Regions from separate parts of the Homo sapiens genome. Here region 2 is linked to region 1. The links are chromatin loops, found by intact Hi-C in ENCODE. Cell type or tissue: mammary epithelial cell. All regions are shown on one strand. Each heading gives the region's core, and the rest is flanking DNA. Links, peaks and the distances in the headings are about the cores only. Region 1 overlaps SUSD4 (sushi domain containing 4). Region 2 has its middle 28 kb from the start of CCDC185.

The links. A loop is a pair of places that touch in the nucleus more often than their neighbours do. Peaks named below come from ENCODE experiments on the same cell type or tissue, not always from the same donor. Only the 100,000 strongest peaks of a DNase experiment are listed, where the experiment ranks them.
Region 2: a loop joins it to region 1, with 2.1 times the contacts of the local background. A loop is called at or near these places in 6 of 110 quality-filtered maps.

Annotation. Positions count from the first base shown.
Region 1 is chr1:223,356,751-223,362,130 of GRCh38, reverse strand. The region is part of intron 2 of SUSD4 (sushi domain containing 4); the gene reads left to right. Among named protein-coding and RNA genes, the nearest start is that of SUSD4, 4.7 kb to the left of the region's middle. In mammary epithelial cell, for the core only: a CTCF peak has its summit at 3,128 (motif pointing right); no DNase peak of the experiment used is centred there.
Region 2 is chr1:223,419,185-223,424,564 of GRCh38, reverse strand. No RefSeq gene overlaps it. Among named protein-coding and RNA genes, the nearest start is that of CCDC185, 28 kb to the right of the region's middle. In mammary epithelial cell, for the core only: no CTCF peak of the experiment used is centred there; a DNase peak (open chromatin) is centred at 2,724.

The sequences.
Region 1 (5,380 bases), core at 292-5,291:
ATTGCAATGTGCATATCTATCAAAATTAGTGAGAAAACACTTGCTTTGGGTGGACATTGGTTTTTATTTTTATTTTTGTATTTTTTTTTTAAGAAGGAATAACTTTTTGGATGCTTGTAGTTTTTTATAGAGATTTCTCTGAGGCAAGCTTCCTCTTCATGGAGGAGAAGGTCAAGTGTGAGGCCAGGCCAGCACCTGTGTGCCCTGCCAGGGCTCTGGTCACAGCCTCTAATCTGCCGTGGACACCAGCTCTGCTTCACATATGAGTGGGAATAGACGGGCAGAACAGTATTGCGTGGATCTGGATCATTTCCTCCCCTCCTCTCTGCTTTTGCCTCCCAGTTCTAGCTTTCATTCTCTCAAACCAGGTCCACATGATTTTCCATCTTCTTGGTCCATTTCTCTTATGTAGATGACAGACTAGTTAATCAAGGTTCATTTACATTTGTCTTGACTATTGTTATTGGATGGGTGAGGTCTGAGCACAGCTGAGATTTGTTTTGTGCTCTTGGTTCTGCTTGGTCGTGTTTACAGAGCATCCTCCTCAACATTTCAGAGCTCAGTGTACATCATGGCCACCTCGGTCTTATGACAGTCACCTATGAGGTTCCTATAGCATGTCTTTTTTCCCTGCCTTCCTGTGGGGGATCATGCCAGGCAAAAATATCCAGAGCCTTGGAGAAGAGGATGAGAGTAAGGGTTGCCTGTCACCTGTCAGTCTCAGAGCTCTTTCTTTTTAGGCACTCATATGCTGCAGGAAGCTAGCCATCAGCTGCGTTTCACTTTGAACTCCTTCAGGCTGAGAGTGTGATTTCTGGAAGAGTATTTATCACTTCACAGTTCCTCTATGAATAAACCGTTTGGGCAAGCAAGGGTGGTGGGGGATGTCCTATAGAGTTCATTATACAGAGATTTTCTTTTTTAGGAAAGAAATGCACATGGAGGCTCCAATAAGGCAATAAAAGCAAATACACCTTAGCTCTAGACTTGTGCTTCTAAAACTTTAATGTGCATACAAGTCACCTGGGATCTTGTTAAAAGGTGGATGCTGATTCATTTGGTCTGGAGTGGGGCCTGAGACTCGGCATTTCTAATAAGCTCCCAGGTGAAGCAGTTACCACTGATCCAAGGACCACACTTTGATTAGCCATGCTTGAGACCAAGGCATTCCTTAAAATAAGTTGCTTCTGCTCCAGACTTTCTGCCATCATTCTCAATTACTGAATGCAAATGGCCTGTGAGGAGCAGAAGTCTCACCCAATATCTAATCTTCAGGTGATACACAGAGCTGAAAATCAGCCCTCGGAGAGTGCTTTTTTTTCATCCACAAAAAAGTGTATATTTAATGGACACTGTTCTGAAATGTGGATTTTCATTTTTGATTGCTTTCAATGGAAAAGGAACACCGCAATGGCAAGATATAATCGTCTCAGCTAGGAGAAAAAAAAAGCATGTGCCCAGTACAAGTATTGAAGAAAAAGCCTGAACTAGAAAGGCAGAAATTGAGAAAATGATCAAAGAAAAGTAGGAACAGGAACTCCATCAAAAATGAAATGCTTTGTCTTAGAAAGCCAGAGCTCCGATTCAGTTCTTTGAACCCTAGGGAAGCTTTTATGAGCCTGACTTGTCCTGAGATGATGTTTGGGTGGCTCTCTCCAGGTTGTCTTTTGTCGTTAAGGAAGAGTGCCCTCATTTGGGGCCACTGAGACCAAATGCTGTGCAAGAACTCATATTAGGTTGGTGGGGAGATATAGGACCCTGCCGTGTGTGGAATCTGCATGGAGCATGGCTTCAGCTGTTTCTCCCCTTTCTGCCCCAGTACACTTGACCAGAGACCTGCTGGGCTTTGAGGGATGCCCAGAGTGCCCCCCACCCCCAGGCTTCAAGGAAGAGAGCCAAGAGTTTGCTCAACAAGTGACTCCTTTAAGGTGAATTCTTTAGCACATTTCTGTATTATAAATAACTCAATCAGGCTCTGCCACTTGATAGCTTTGGGGTCTCAGGACTTGGGAGCCTCAGCTTCCTCATCTATAAAATGAGGATGACGGTGCCTAATTTATAGGGTTGGTGTGAAGGATGGAAATCATGTAGGCACTTAGTAAATGTAAATAATAGTAGGGCGGAGGGGGCTAAGACAATGCCGTGATTTTGGAGACTTTTGCTTTATTCATTCAATAAACATTGAGTGCCTACCCCGTCCTGAGCCAAGCACTGTTGCATAAATGTTATTTTTACCTAGAACTCTCTCTTACTCATTTTTTTCCTAAATGAGCAAATTTTCTCAAATTTCTTTCTATCCCCAACTTTTAAATGCCATAACTTCTCTCATATTTCCCTAGTCAGTAAGTTCTTCCCTTACTTGGGCTCCCATTGCACTAGCTGTAACCCTCTATCATAATATTGCCTCATTTACTAGACCACAAGCCCACTGAGGGCAAGAAACTTGACTTTATTCATGTTTGTGTCTCAGGCACCCAGCACAACATCTGACACACAGTAGATGTTCAGCTAATTTTGATTGAGAGCAAGAAAAAAGATTCCCAAATTACTGCCACACCATTTAGAAAATAATTGCTATGAGTGAGTTACTTTTTACAAAAGTGCAAAAGTTTCATGATAGCTGGGGCCACATCCAATTAATGGTAGCCTATGAGGTTGGAAGGAAAATCAGGAAAGGCTCTAGAGAAGAGGTAGCACTTAGGATAGGATGGTGGGGAGGGAGGGTGCATCTCAGGTGGAGGGATAGCTTGTGCAAAGGTGTGGAAGGTGGTTACATGATTGGACCCTTCAGGGAGCAGAAAATAGTCCGTTTAATCTGGAATATAGTATACCTGCAAGGAATCAGTAGGGTAGAAGGAAAAATAGGTTAGAACCTTATTGTAAAAGTCCTAGAAGCTCCAATAGGGGTTCTGAAAGTCACACAGCAGGCAGTGGGGAACCCACTGAAGGGTGGAGAGCAGGAGCAAAATATCATCTGAGCTTGGCTTGTCTTCCTTTTTCTGTTTCTAGGTCTCTGACTCATGCAAACCCCTGGTCCAGCGGCCCTCTCTGCATACCCAAGTCATGGTCCTAGTGCAGCTGAATTGAGCTCCTGGAGCCCTCATTTGGTTCATGTCGCTGTAGTGCTGTGCTCTGTGCCAGCAGGTGGAAACAGATGCTTTCTGACTGACTCACTGATTTGTAGTGTTAAGTCCCTTAGTTTTATTGAGAAACATTTTCTTACATGGTAGAGTGAAAGCTTTTCATTCAATGCTACATCTAAAATTCACAATTTCAAACTGCGCTTAATCTGTAAGCAAAGTCCCAGCTCCTCTAACTCTAATGTATGTTTCTTCAACAAAAGGCTACCTTAATATAAGCAGCATGGAGACTCTTTTGATTTATCCAGTGGGTAAAATCTGAAAGCTTTTGGAGGCAAAAGGATTTCATATAACAAGTAGCAAATCTCTTGTCTCAGAGGCCTGAAGAGGCAAGTCAGAGAATCAGTGGTTCTTTAATTTTTGAATGTAATGAAAAATGTAGGTGAAGATCTCTCTCCAGTAAACACTGATTAGATACGTGAATAAAAGCACCTAAATTATTCTGTTCCTGGTTTCAGAGACATATTTCCAAAGCTTGCAAAAGACCAACGAGGCTTGCCTTTAGATGGGAAACTCTGGTATAAACAAGTGCTCTGCATTCTTTATAGGACGGATAGAACTCAAGTTCAGCCTCTGTCCTTAAATTGCCACCTAGCTTTGGTCAAGTGGTGTGACTTCCCCTTGACTCAGTTCCTTTCATATCACTAATATTTGATTCTGCGATTACAGGAATTTGATGGATTCTAAAATCTGAGTAAAGCCAGCTCTCTTTTTCCCACCCATCCATCCATCCATCCATCCATCTTTTTCCAGTGTCTATTGTACATCCTGGGGATACACAGTTAAGGGGATACAGTCCTTTGTCCTGAGAAAACATTCAGATAAGCGTTGGTGTCTTCTCAAAAGTTTAAATGCAAAAAGCATGCATAAAATTATTTTTTCACACATATTTTAAATTCGATTTAAAATTCCGTGTTAGTGTTATTTATTGATTCTGATGAGAAAAGTGATTTTGCACACTGCTCCTCTTTATCCTTGCTGTGCTTTGAAAGCTCATTTGCTGTTTGACAATTGAAATAACCACACATAGTAACAGTATGTCTAAATAGATCATTGGGATCATTGCCTCTGAATTGAGGGGAAGAAAGGGGCAAAAGGATAGACTTTCAAATTTGTGTACAAATATGGTCCTGCTTCACCAAAACCAATCACAGTATCTAGGACTGATGGATAGATGTATATTCTTATGTATTTTATTGATTTATTGGTCCATTCTCATAAGAATGAGCTGTTCAACTATTGTTAACCATGGAAGGTTGGGAAAAGGGACAAAATTTTAAGTTGGCCGACATCTGCGTGATTGACAAAAGTTTCCAAATTGTTAATAGTACTTCAATAATAATTGAAGAGTGCTTATTACGTACCAACTCAGTTTTCCACACTTTGTGGATAGTAACTCATTTAATTCCTCACAACTGTATGAAGTAGATTTTATTATTTATCCTTATTATATAGAAGAAGAAAAGAAGGCATGGAAAGATCAAGCAACTTGTCCAAGTTCACCTGGCTTACAAGTGGGGCATGGTGACCCAGATTATTCTTTTAATGATAATCTTTCTTTTAGCATGCCAGGACTTGGAAATCCCAATCCCTAAATACATTTTTTTCTTTGTATTGTATTTGATTCAAACATTTTTCTTTAAGCTGAGTTAGCAAGTATTTTGGAACACCCCCTGCCCTGAGAGAAGGGAACTCTTGTGTGTTGTGAGCAAAAAGCAGAAAACATATAAACAAATCAACACAACAACAAGAAAATCCCACAACCCAAGACAAAGTGAAGGCCAGAGTGCCTGAATCTTGGGCTCTGAATGGTGAATGGTAAGAGGACAGAAACCCATGTGCCAGTCCTTTTGTGCCTGTTGGAAGAAGGTAGTCAGAATGGGTTGTGCTTGACTCTTACCTGCTTTGCCAAGGGTGAGTAAACAAGTGGCTGGTTTCTGGGGCCTTCTGCTAGTGACTGTCACTGCCGTCACCATTCCCTTCTGATGGTTCTCTGAGCTCTGTTGCTCCCTTAGAGCCTTCCTAAGAGTGGTTCTTTTTCATGTAACTTGGACAAGCACTTGACAAGTACAGTTTGCAAGATGTTTTTAGCTGTATCGCCACCTTTAATTTTCTTAACAACCTAGTAAGATAAGGAAGAGATTTTGAGTATTTCTCTCTCTCTTTTTTGCTTTCTGCCTTTTTTTGTTGTTGTTTGTTAAATTTCAAGAGACGTCCTCAGTGAGATTGCTGTCCTAGGG
Region 2 (5,380 bases), core at 291-5,290, 62 kb before region 1:
TTGCTTTGCCTCTCTTAGCTTCAATACCCTCGACTCTAAAATGGGACTACTAACACCTGCATAGGATTAAATGAGATTTTCTATTAGGGTGGTTAGCACAGTGAAGGGCACACAATAAGTACTCAATGAATATTAAATATTGTCTTGATTTTATTTATTTGATTCACCAGTAACTAAGCAGGCTCAGAGAAATGCATGGACATGGAGCACTTGGCCCCTGATATGAAGTGGGAAAATGAGCCTGTCCTTCCTGGGACCCAGCCTCAGGAATCCCATGTTGCAGGGTCTTCCCACTGCCCATGCTCCCTCACTGGGATTGGAGGCTGTCTCCGCACCTCCCACCTTCAGGAGACACCCAAGCTGAACCAGACCATTGTCACTTGCTCTTCACTAGTCTGTGCTCCCAGAGAGGGGGTTGAATAAAAGTTTAATTAGATTTCTCAGAGTTTCCTAATGCCAGCAAGAGAGCCCTCAGGGTGTCTGATGAGTCAGTAGCTTCGGGCTACTTCTGAATTATTTTTAGGGCCATAACAAGTCAGCTCCTAAGGCTTGAGTCTCTGGCTCAGCCATCACTGAACAGGCTTAGAGACAGGAGCACATGGTCCTTGACTTTCTGATTTCTCCCTCTCAGCAGCCAAGAATATCCTATGGGACGACTGGGCAGGGGTGTATAGGGCATGTGTTCTCTTAGAAACGCAGCTGCTCCTCCCCACCATTCCCCATCATCACCAATTTTTTTCCTAAGCGATTTTGAAACAACCACAAAAGGTTTAGAACTGGCTCAAATTCAGATCACATGGTGATGTGGCTCACAAAGGTCTCAGAAGCCAGCTGTGTTCTCATGTCCAAGAAGAAGACCAGGCTTGGCCATTGCTTGAAAAGTAGCAAGCATTCCCAGCCCCCAACCCTGGCTTGGAAACATGTACACATGTCTTTAGATAACTCAAAGAATAGCCCAAATTATTTTTTAAAAAAATTTAGTTTTGACGTAATTTTTCAATTTAGAGAGAATTTACAAGAATAGTAGAAAACATTTTACTCTAATGCCTCAAATGTTAACATTTTACTACATTTGTCTTATCCTTTTCCTTCTTACCATATATATTGATTGTTGATGTAATAACTGATAAGATTGCTGCAATGTTATTTTCCAGTCTATAGACTTTATTCAAATTTCATCAATTTTTTCTGATAATTTCCTTTATAGCAAAAAAAAAAAACACCCAGGACTACGTATTCAATTGTTGCATCTCTTTAGTCTCCTTTAATATGGAACTGTTCTTGAGTCTCTCTTCATATTCATGATGTTGACTTTTCTTCATAGTACCAGACAGTTATTTTGTAGAATGTCCCTTAATTGGGGTTTTTCCAATGTTTCCTTGTGATTGCATTTGGGTTGCATGCTTTCAGTGGCAATGCTGTAGGAGTGGTGTTGGGTTCCTCTCGGTGCAGCTTATCAGGAGGCACCTGCTGAACCCTTGTCTCATTACTAGTAATGTGAACTTTGATCCTTTGGTTAAGGTATGAGGACTAAGCTCTGATTTTTTATCTTGCCCAAGTTCCTCTCTAAGGGGTCTGGGGAGTCATGCCCTGCAAACCATGGATTCTCATCAGATGGGTTTTATTTGACCCTGTATATTGTGACTTGCTTTTCAATCTGACTCTGGCATAACATTATGAGACAAGGAAGAAAATATTTCACTCCAAAATATATCTTCTTGCCATGACTTGAAATTGCCCTGCAAAACCTCTTGTGGGAAAAATCCACATTCTATAGGGAATCCCTTCTCCCCTTTGTTTTCCTTCCTTTCCTTCCTGATCCAGGAGATAATCAACTAAGAGCCAGGCACCCTTTTAGGTCTGAAAAGAAACATTTTACAACCTGCTCTCTCTTTGAAGTCTGCTGAGAGATTCCTCTGCACTGTAAAACTTGGTTGCCACAATCCTTTGTCTTAACCTGAACATTCCTTTCCATTAATCCCAGGTCTTCAGATAAACTCAACCAATTGTCATCCAGAAAACGTTTAAATTTACCAATAGCCTGGAAGCCTCTGCTTTGAGTTGTCCCGCTTTTCTGAACCAAGCCAATGTATTTCTTAAATGTATTTGATTGATGTCTCAGGCCTCCCTAAAGTATATAAAACCAAACTGTACCCTGACCACCTTGGGCACATGTTCTCAGGACCCCCTGAGGGCTGTGTCACAGGCCATGGTCACTCATATTTGGCTCAGAATAAATCTCTTCAAATATTTTACAGAGTTCGACTCTTTTCGTTGACAGGTAACATCAGCCAAGTTTCTCCATGGTAATATTACTTTCTAAAATAATAATGTTATTTTACTTTGTAAAGTTACTTTGTAATTAATAAGCATCTTGTGGGAAGGTACTTTGAGATTACAAATATGTTCCTTCAAATTTTACTCACTAGCTTTAGCATCCATTGATGGTTCTGGCCTGAATCTATAATAATGACGATGGTTGTCAAATGCTGGGTTTTGTTTTTCAATATTATTCCTTTTACATGTATTTGTTGACTTTCTACTGTAAGGAAATCTATCTTGTTTATTCATTTATTTATTTACTAATTTATTCCCTCATATTTAAAAAACAAAACTGTCAGCATAAAATTAATCCTGGTGTGAGCATTTTTCCTTGATCCCTCAGCGAGAGTAAACTTGTCTAGGCCTGTCTGGTGAGCTGGTCAGCTGGTTAGAGGAGTCATTTTGCAAGACGTGAATTGCACTGGAGCCCTGAGTGTGGCTGAGGGGAATTTGTGTTGGGTTTCTGGACCAGGGGCAGGGTTGAGACAGCAGCAGGTGAAGGCTGAAGACACTGTCTGGCATGAAAGACTAGGAGTCTAAGAATATGATCAGCAGGTATGTGTGTCCCTGTGACAAAGTAGGACTCACTGTGGGGGACAGCAATGTTCATTATACGTATTCTGGAAACACAGCACCCTGTACTGTAGAACACCTGAAACCAGTAGCAGTGGCAGTGCAGGGGAACAGGGGCATTGGGGGCTCACTCCAGCCATGCCAGCCACTCTTACTTTCAGGAGGATGGGAGTAGGAGAGAGGCAGAACATGGCCCACATGTCAATCATGATGGCTGCACTCACTATCCAGTTCATGAACATGGGGGCCTCCTCTGTGTACTTCCAGGGGCAACCTTGCAGGGGCCTAAGAGCTTATGTAAGCAGGCTGAGACCAAAGCCAATTAAAGTTGAGGGGTATTTCATGCTAGAGGCTGGAGACACCATGGGATATGAATTCTGATCCATACTGTGTTTTAGTCTGGCAAACAGTCCTTGAAATTTTTAACTAATCAAAATAGAGGCAGGGCTTGGATTTGATCCAGAGCATGGTGCCAAGTTGATAAGCGGCTCCATCTGCCAGCCTCCCATGCTTTTCAACACAATTTGGTTGTGTCCTGCTCATTCATGGGTCCTTCCTTGGGTTTTGCATGGCACAGCAACAATCCTTCTCCTGCAGTGTACTACACATACCCCAAAGGAACCAACTCTGAGCTAAGCACTTGTGTAGAATGGCAAATGCATAATAAGACTTGTGTCAAAGAAAATACCCAAGGAAGAGAGCATGAGGCTATGTGGTTGCATGAGAAAAGCAGCTTCACCAAATCTACCAATTAGCTCCCCAGGGAATTATTTAATCCCATCTTTCATTTAATTGAAGACCAGAACATTATTATCTCTGGCATGTGAAGAAGGTATCCTAAAGAAAATTTACAATAGTATTAATTTATCGTTGATTCAAAGATAACTTGAGCTTCCTAAATTACAGTTCCGTTGTATTTGGGTATCACATCAAATCAAGCCCAGTGCACCTGTCTTTAAGAATGAAGAGATATGACGTTAGGAAGCCTTAATTTGAAACGCTGGGTGCATTTTTCATTGTTTTCACTTTAGCCATTTTTGCCTGGAAGTTGCTGGTGGTACAGTGTTTTATACAATACAGTCTTTACATCAAGTTTTAGAAAACATGCCAAGATTTACAAAGCAGGATAGCCATGCTCTCAAATGTTACTTCTGAAGTTATTTTCTTGACACTTTGAGATAAGCTAAAACTTCACTCCTGTAGCGGGGCTAGATGGTGTCCCAGTATCTCAGACACCTGTCTGGCCACGTAGAGTGTACCAGAGGTAGTTCCCTCTTTACAGGTCAGGGATGGGCACAATGAGCTCATCTGTTGCCCTTGGAAGCTGCATGTGTGAGGGCCTCCCACGCCCCCTCATGCAGAAGTCATCCCACCTGGATTGGGGAGTCACGTGGAGCTCACCAAATAGCTGTCAGAGAGCCCTGACCTGGCCAGCAGGGCCCTTCTCACAGAGCTGTAACATTTCAATTTCAGTAAATTTTACTGGCAGCCAGCGCGGGAGCAGATGCTCTGGGATGAGAGTTCAGGAAGAACAAATAGTACCTGCCGTCAAAGGATGGATAACCTACTCGGGATTCAACCAATATTTATTGAGGAAAACATGGTAGTGAATGAACAGAGCCTGGGACTAGAATCACTGGGTTTGTGTTGGGCTCTGAAATCCTGTCACTTAGGGCAGTCTGCTTGACCTCTTGGCACTTCTGTGTCTTCCTTGTAACTGGAAAACAGCAGTTCTTACCTTGTAGTTTCTTGTGAAGATTAGCGAGAGAAGGAAGACACAGTGCCGGCATGGTGTTTAGAGCAAAGTAAACAGAGCTCAGTAAACAGTAGCTGCTTTAAGTGTCTCCTGAGTACTGGACGCTTTCATCTACGTGACGTTCCATCAACCCTATGATTAGGCCCCATTTACAGAGGTGGCATCTCAAGGCCAGAGAGCCGAGGGGCTTGCTGGTAGTTGGTGGTTCATGAGCAGTACAGCTGCGCTGGACTCTGGCCCTTCTGGCTCCAGGCTCAATGCTCTCCTCATCCCGACAGAATTGGCCCTTGTGGTGTCAAGATCATCGATTGAGAAGAAATATTCCAGCATCTTCGAAGCAAACACAGCACTAATAACAATGATCTCTTACCTTTATATAACCCCTTTAATTTTCCTGAGCACCTTCACATCTATTATCTTCGATCCCGTCTGTTCCAAAGCGTATTCTTTTTTGTTCAATAATTTTGCAAAAATTATTTCTACCAGGACTTTTTCTGCTGCAAAGCTCTGGATGCACTAAAGCGTGGCAGGATTAATGTTCTGGATGGTGTCTTCTTCAGCCTGGGCAGGGAGTAGGATGCCTTTCCTTCTGGGCTGATGAGGAGCTGTTTCTATTTTGGGCTTTGGGTGGCTGTCCTACCCAGCGCACCTCGCTGGAAGCTCCTTTCTTGCTTTATTTCGTGAACTACAGGAGCATTTCCTACTTTCCACACTACTTAAACTCATGTT